Regions from separate parts of the Homo sapiens genome. Here region 2 is linked to region 1. The links are chromatin loops, found by intact Hi-C in ENCODE. Cell type or tissue: endothelial cell of umbilical vein. All regions are shown on one strand.

The links. Peaks named below come from ENCODE experiments on the same cell type or tissue, not always from the same donor. Only the 100,000 strongest peaks of a DNase experiment are listed, where the experiment ranks them.
Region 2: a loop joins it to region 1, with 5 times the contacts of the local background. A loop is called at or near these places in 1 of 110 quality-filtered maps.

What each region holds. Positions count from the first base shown.
Region 1 is chr3:192,053,410-192,057,409 of GRCh38, forward strand. No RefSeq gene overlaps it. Among named protein-coding and RNA genes, the nearest start is that of FGF12-AS1, 180 kb to the right of the region's middle. In endothelial cell of umbilical vein, no CTCF peak of the experiment used is centred here; DNase peaks (open chromatin) are centred at 1,652 and 2,702; H3K27ac peaks cover 2,581 bases.
Region 2 is chr3:191,140,147-191,144,146 of GRCh38, forward strand. No RefSeq gene overlaps it. Among named protein-coding and RNA genes, the nearest start is that of OSTN, 57 kb to the right of the region's middle. In endothelial cell of umbilical vein, no CTCF peak of the experiment used is centred here; DNase peaks (open chromatin) are centred at 1,785 and 3,265; H3K27ac peaks cover 1,760 bases.

The DNA.
Region 1 (4,000 bases):
AAAAAAAAGAAAAGAAAAAGAAATACCTGAGACTGAGTAACTTATAAAGAAAAGAGGCTTCATTGGCTCATGGTTCTGCAGGTTGTACAAGAAGCATAGCAGCATTTACTTCTGGGGAGGCCTCAGGAAGCTTCCAATTATGGTGGAAGACAAAAGGGGAGCAGCACTTCACATGGCCAGAGAAGGAGCAAGAGAGAGTGAAGAGGCAGGTGCTGCACACTTTTAAACAACCCCATCGCATGAAAACTCACTCACTATCACGAGAACAGCACCAAGCAGGAATGGCACTAAACCATTCATGAGAAATCCACCCCCATGATCAAATCACCTACCAGCAAGCCCCACCTCCAACACTGGGGATTACAATACAACATGAGATCTGGGGGGACACAGATCCAAACCATATCATATATATTATACGTAATGTTACAATTTGAAAAAAATCACAATTTGCAGTTGTAAAGTAATTGATTGAGGCAAGGATCATCAATTGCTACAACTATTAGGAACAAAAAGTTTCTGGAGAAAGAATCCAAAATGCACAATGCAAAAAATCATCCCTCTTTCCACACAATGCATACACATTTATAAACCTCTGGAGTGTGTGTGTGTGTGTGTAAGTGTGTATGTGTATCTTTACAATGGAAATATAGGTTCACATAATCCCCTTAGAGGTGTGACCAAATTTAGCACAACTAGTAGTCTTGACAAATGTGTTTAAGCCAAACATATTTAAGGCATTAGACCTAATTTTGAGTTTACTAAAAATAAAGGTACTACAAAAATATTATTACATGATGCAGAAACAATTAGACATATCTGAAATGTGAAATACTCAACAAAAATACTAATCTTGTCATTTAGAAGAGTCTATTTCATGACAAAAAGATGTGAAGGAATTCTTTCTGATTATAAGATATGTAATAACCGAGTGCAATATTTGAACCTTGACTATATTGTGATTTGAAGAAAGAAAAGGTAATAAAATACGTTATTATTTTATGTTAATAAATTTGAGATAATTGGAGAAGACAAGATGGTCTTACTAAAGTTTTATTGGATAATATCATAAATATTATTTATGGTATTAAATACTATTGAGAAAATACTTTTCTTAGACATGACACTGATATTATAATTAATGTGGTGGAATACCCTGTTTGAAGCACTTAGGGATGAACTATCCTAATGTTTCTAATAAGCTTTTTATATTGGAAATGTTTTTCAATTGAAACATTTTATAATAAAGCTGGGGAAATAATTTTTAAATAACTGCTGAAAATTCTTAAATGTATATGCCCAGTCCAAACTACTCTCTCTACTTCAGATGCACATTGTCAACTGTCCTTTCAAAGTCTCAACTTAGATAGTGAATAACATTTCCAACTTTCCATGGACAAACATGAACTCCTGATCTTTCATTCCAAAAGATGTCTACCTGCAGTATTCCACATCTTATATATTTCATTCCAGTTCCTCATACTAAAATCTTAGAAAACACCCTTAACATTATGATTCTGAAACTCTGTTTCCAATATGTCAGGAAATCCTGTTAACCCTAAAGTCAAAATGTATTCAGAATCTCGTTATGTCTACTGTTACCACTCTTGCCCAACCCATTGTCTCAAACTCTTACTCAAATTCCTGGAATAGCCTCCCAATTACCTCATTTCCATCCTTGCCAACTTAGAGTCTATTCTTAACCCAACATCCGGAGACATCCATGTCATGGTTCAGTGGTCCAGGGCTGGCAGGGAAGTTCTGCCAGGTAAAACATAAGACTTCACAGTAGTTACATTTGTTGCCATTTCATAGCCAACAAAGGAGAGAAAGGCCAGCAAAAGTATCTTTTATGAAATGACCTAATAATTTAATGCATAAATTCTTCTCCTATACCATTGGTTAAAATTGGTCACATGGTGACAACTAGCTATAGAAGCGACAAGGAGACACTTATGTTGTTGGATGATAATGAGTTTAGCTAAATATCAAAGTATCTGTTTCTAAAAGAAAGCATGGAAAACTATAAACTAGGAGCAGTTAGAATAACCCTCAGTTCACCACTCTGGCCATGTAAGCATCCATGCAGTTACTGCATCCAGCCCCCAATCCAGGATTTTGTGATGTGCAATCTTCTTTATCATATCTGAATTTGGCTCTTCAAAACCAGGCAATCTATTGCCTACGTGGTAGGATATCTTCTTTCTTACTCTTTGCTTCCAGTCAGTACAAGTAAAAGGGGGCACATCTAAACATCTCAACAGTTCAAAATCATTAAAACAGCAATATTTCTCCTCATGAAGCCAATTAAAACAATAGAAAGAGAATGGATGTTCTTGATCTGACTTTACATCTGGGTAACTTTAAGCAATCATCTTATCTCTTGCTGTTTGAAACACAGACAGCATTAGACTTTTTAACTTTGAAAGGTTCAAAATGTCTAGATATTCCATCACTTTAACTTCCTAGACACAAACAATCCTCCCTTACCGGCACTCTTCTGAAATCCATAACCATGTCAAACCCAGCCAGTTTTTGTGTCAGTTTCCTTTCTGTAGCCACTTACTAAACATACGAGGAGCAGCCAGCATGCAGAATCATTCTGAATTTTGTCAACTAACTTCCTCAGAGCTAGAATCTCAGGAGGACACGATCTGCCTTCCACACTAGGTCAACAACAGTTTTACCAAACATTTTGCCACAGCATAATTATGTTCTCCAGTTTCCCGACTCACAATATTTGTGAAGTTTCCATATGCAACTTTACCCATGTTACACATAATCACTGTTTTCATAATAGCAACCTACTTCCAGGAATCATATTTTATTTTCAGGAAATGGTTAACAATTTGAGATCCAAGATAAATATCCATCCACCCCCTGAAAAAAAAATAGTTTTTTTTTTTAAATAAGAAAAGCATTTTTGTCTCTACTATAATAGTTTAGAAGTGAGCAATCCAAGACTGGTTGAGAGGTTTTTGATTATACTGTAAGTCATTACCATTATCCAGCTAGCAGAGAGAAGTAAGGAGTCTACAATGCCCATAAGTTGTACACATAGTTACTTACACTTACCTAGTACTGATACAGATTTAGTCTCATGGGCACACATGATGCAATTATACAACAACAGTAAAAATATCGGCAGAAGGGTGTTCACATACTCACCTAAAACGCTTGATTTCCATTATCAAAAGATGAGAGGGAAACAGTTAATTGATCTTTATTCCAATTAATTTTGTGCCCATTACTCTACTAGACAATAGAGCTATAATAGACAAAAATTGAGCAAGATGTAGTTCCTACTGCTATGGAGTTACTGAACTTCAGGGGAGGCTGTGTATAACTTCAAGGCTGCCCAGGGGAGTACCTCTATATTTTAATAATTGAATGAAACATTAGCTTTTAGGTAAAGTCATTGTCAGTCTTTTAAAAGAAAGATGGATTAAAGATGCATTCCTGCTAATAAGGGGAGAAGTTGGCTTTGGGCAAAAAATGGAGAGAAACAAAAGATTGCTGGAAAAGAGGCAAAGGAGCATAGAAAAGAAGAAACATTTGATTGAGGACAAATTAATAAGTGAACAGACATACCTTCACACCTAGAAGAAAGAAATAATTACAAAGGTGCAGTGGACATAGGGTGAATTTATGTCCAGGTATCAAGGAAAGATAAATTGAAATGAGAGTGCTACTGGATATTTTGTTATTAGGCTGAACTGGCTTTGCCTTTTGCAGTAGATTCTTTGTCGTCCCATCCAGATCTTTTCTTCAGAATCCAGGCATACAATACTACAGCTGTTGAGAAAGTTGATTTCTGGTGGCTCCCAGGTGTGTCCCCTTCCAGACCTTCCCCCCCAAGGGTGCTGCCTCAATTAAATTTACAAGCCCTGTTTAGGGGCTTTGAATAACTCTGGGATGCCATAAGACAAAGGCCAGACTCCTTGACAAAGTTTGAGTCTAAAGAGCCACCCTCGCTCCAGAGATTACCCCCGCACACTGA
Region 2 (4,000 bases), 910 kb before region 1:
GATTTCAGAGGAAACTGTGTCAACTGTTGACCAAACTCATGGAACCTGATGATTAATCATGTTGAAGTCTTTTCACTGTTCTACAAACACCGTGCTTATATCCACTTTGACATTCTGCTTCTTTTATATCCCCTAGTGAAACTACTTTTTCCTTTCATCGGTTTCATTACTCCTCATCATTAATGATGCAACTCAAATTCAGTTCTCGTATAACACTTTGCATGCATACTACGCTCCTTTCTGTAGATGATCTAATGATCAACTAATCCCCATTTTTTTATAAAAAGGCAAAATATGTCACTCTTTTCTGTAGATTATCTAATGATCATCTAATCTCCTCATTTTATAAATGGGCAAAATATGTGTCAGAGATTCAAAGACTTGGAAAAGTCACATAGCTTACTTGAGGTTTATGATTTCTTTAAATTCCTAAAACTTTATCTGTAACACAATCTTTATCTTAACTACCTGTTTATAAACATCCAATGTGTGAACAATGTAATCCTGTGTTGAATATTAGGGGCACTACCCATTAAAAATCCTAAAATGTGAGCAATATTTCTTGAGTGCCACAATCTGTTCTCTACATTGGTACTTTTATCATAGGCCCGGAAATATGGGAAGAAATAGCACTACTTCCCATGTTTTTTAAACTGGAATTAGATCTGAAATGAGCACTTTGGTTTGACAGGTTCTCTAATATTGCCCTATAAACTATTTGTATTATTGTGGTGTTTTAGTTCATTTTGACTGCTTTAACAAAAATGCCAAAAATTGTGTGGCTTATCAACAATTAAGACATATTTCTCACAGTTCTGGAGGCTGAAATGTCCAATATCCAGAAACCAGCATATTGGTGTCTGGTGAGGGCCCATTCCTCATAAAGGATGTCCTCTTGCTGCATCTTTACATGGTGAAAGGGACTAGCTAGCTCCCTGGAGTCTCTTTTTTAAGGGCACAAATCCCATTCATGACGATTCTGCCCTCATGATCTATTCACCCGCCAAAGCCCTATCTTCTAGTATTATCTCATTGGGGACTGGGTTTTATCACATGAATTTGAAGAAGATACAAACATTTAGACTATGACATGTGGTATTAAAAACCCCGAATTTTCTATTGTCTCTTATCACCTATTCAACCAGGAAAGAATAATAAGATAAATTTTACTATCCCCTGGACATAAGATTTCAAAATAATGTCTAGTCACTTGGAATCTAGTAGTGACATAGAAAACAAAATAATCTGGGAATCTAAAATGTCTTAATAATGAATATATATACACACATACATATATATTCATATATATTCATTATTAAGAAACTAAGAAAATAAATATACATGCATTACATATATATTCTTATAGACACATATACATATATATCATGTATCACATAAACCTATAATAACTAAAACTCAAAAAAGCAAAATAATTTGCGTACAATCACCCTGCGTATAACTAAAGTCAGAAACCCAGCTGTAAGACCAATGTTAGCGTCATTGCCATTTGTTTTAGTTTCCCAGGCCAAGATTCTACCACCGTCTGATCAGTCTCTTCTCTATAATAGTGATAAATTCCTTTTAGGGTTGTTATTTGTAAAGGATTCTAAAATAAGGGGAAATAATTATTTTTTTCTCTTGAAAAATTTAAGTGCCTCACAGGACATGGCATGAAATAAGAAAATGTAAGTGGCACCCAAATATGACTAAATGAGTCAGCCTTCTTACTCATATCCTGGAAGTCATGTTGCGATGTATTCAGGATATCATTCGGCTCAAACACTTATAAATAGCTCCTAAGTGACTGTTTGATTTCCCGACTTCCCCTAAGGATGACTGGCTTCAGTATGTAATCCTTATACAAATTAGCAGATTTAAGTTAACTCCAAGGTTAGCAATAGTCAAGGGTATAAGGATTTAAGGTAACAATACCACCAACATTGAGAAGTCACGTATGAGGCCTTCAAGATCAAAGATTACTACTTCACCAAATTCATTTCTCATCTCTCTTCTTTCCATTCTCTAAATTTATAATTTTCTTAGATACCATTACCATTAGTTATATTCACTAGTATTCTCTAAATAAGAAATCAGATCTGGATCCTATACTTCAACAGTTCATAGAATAAACAGTAATATATACTGATTACCTAATATGAGCTATGTACCATGCTCAGTTCTGAAGATATAAAAATGATAAAATGATTTTCTTTGAGAGTTTTGCATTATGGCAATTCTGTAACACTTAGAAAAGAATAAAATATGTAATCATCTTAAAATCTCTAAGCAAATATCTCATGAGCATCTCAGATTTAAATGTCCTCGTCAAATATAATCCCCAGCACCATCAATCAAGTTTTCTAAAATATATCCATTCACCAACAGATCCTGTTGATTTTACCTCCACTGGTTTTAAATATGTAAAATATACACTATTCTTCATCTCTTGTGCTGTCACCTTAATCTGAGCCACTATTCTTTTTCACTAGGATTCCTACAATAATCTCTTTAGATCTTTTTCCTCTTCTACTGTTTCATCCTCCTCATCAATTTTCCATTACATTAGGGATATTTATTAAAATTATAAATGATCTATCTGTATCCATGAAGCCATCAATATTCTTTTCATTTCATTTAGGCTAAAAAAAAGTAAATCATTACCCTATTCTACAGCACCATGAATGCCAATCCTTATACTGTTCCTCCAATCCTATTTCCTTCCAACTTTCTTCTCACTTTTTATGTTCCAGACATTACAGATTTCTTTCTCCTTCTCATCTACTCAACTCTTTTTCTATCTTACAGTCTTTACAGGTATTATGTCCTGTGCCTGGAAATCCCTTTCCTGTTCTTTATTGCTGCTAATTTCTTCTTAATTTCTTCTCAACAATATATTTCAGCTCCATCTTACACTAAAAAGGAGGAGCTCAAGAAACAAAATACTTTCCTTTTCTCCATAGAAAAAATACAAGCTGTTGTGTTTCTAAGGACCAAGGCCTTATTAATTCAGAATAAAGGCAAATCATTTCTAGGAAATGTTAACAGTTGAACCCTCTCTTGATGGCAGAAAATAAGCTAAAATCTCTCTCTTTTTTCTGTAATAAACTAAATGAGAAGGGGTGAACCTGGAGGAGATTTAAAGAAGGACAAAGAGTACTGGATCTCAAATTTGGATTTAAGGAGTGATTCAGAGATCAGCCAGTGACCTGTAAGCACCAAGACAATGGACTGGAAGGAATAACAGCCCATTGTCTTGACGTTTGCAGGGCCACTGGCTGAGGACAGCATGCATTTGCTCAGACCTGTGCAAGTCTTGGGCAATAATTTCAGTCTAAGTGTCCAAGAATATTTGACCAAGGCAAGATAAAATTGTAGTTACACCTCTGATGATTAAACTTAGTGTTTGACCTTAAGTACATCACTTTATCCTTACATAGGTCATCATTTAAAGTGATAATCTCAAAGATTCTTTAACTGTCTAGAGGTTCTAAAAGCTTAAATTCCTGTTAAAACTTTTTTTCAGTCTATGGTGTCTTTGTTTATCATATAGGGCAACATGAACTGGAAATTCCTTTGGAAAAAAGCCAGTAATTCGGCTACATTAGGTTTATTTTACCTTACTATCATTTTATCCCATATTTGAGAAGCCAGAAAAGTACCTGGTGTAGTATTCACTCTGTCCTGTTCCCATCAGGTGACTTCAAAATGATTGCACCAGACACAGGTTACAGATCATGCATATGTTTTCAAACAATAAAGATGTAATTTTAGAAACAGCTGAGAAGTTACCCTGTCCTTGTTCTTCAATTAGCTATAACGTTGCTGGGCTGGAGATCTACTTGGAGCAGTCCCTCATGCCTAGTTAGTTTTGCTTGTCAGTCTATATGATAGGTCTCTGGATGCCAGGAGAACATGTCAACCCCAAAAAGTGATTTTATGAGGAAGCCCAATTTAACTTTTATGTTTTCACTCAGGCAGTCATTATTTATACTAATAAAAG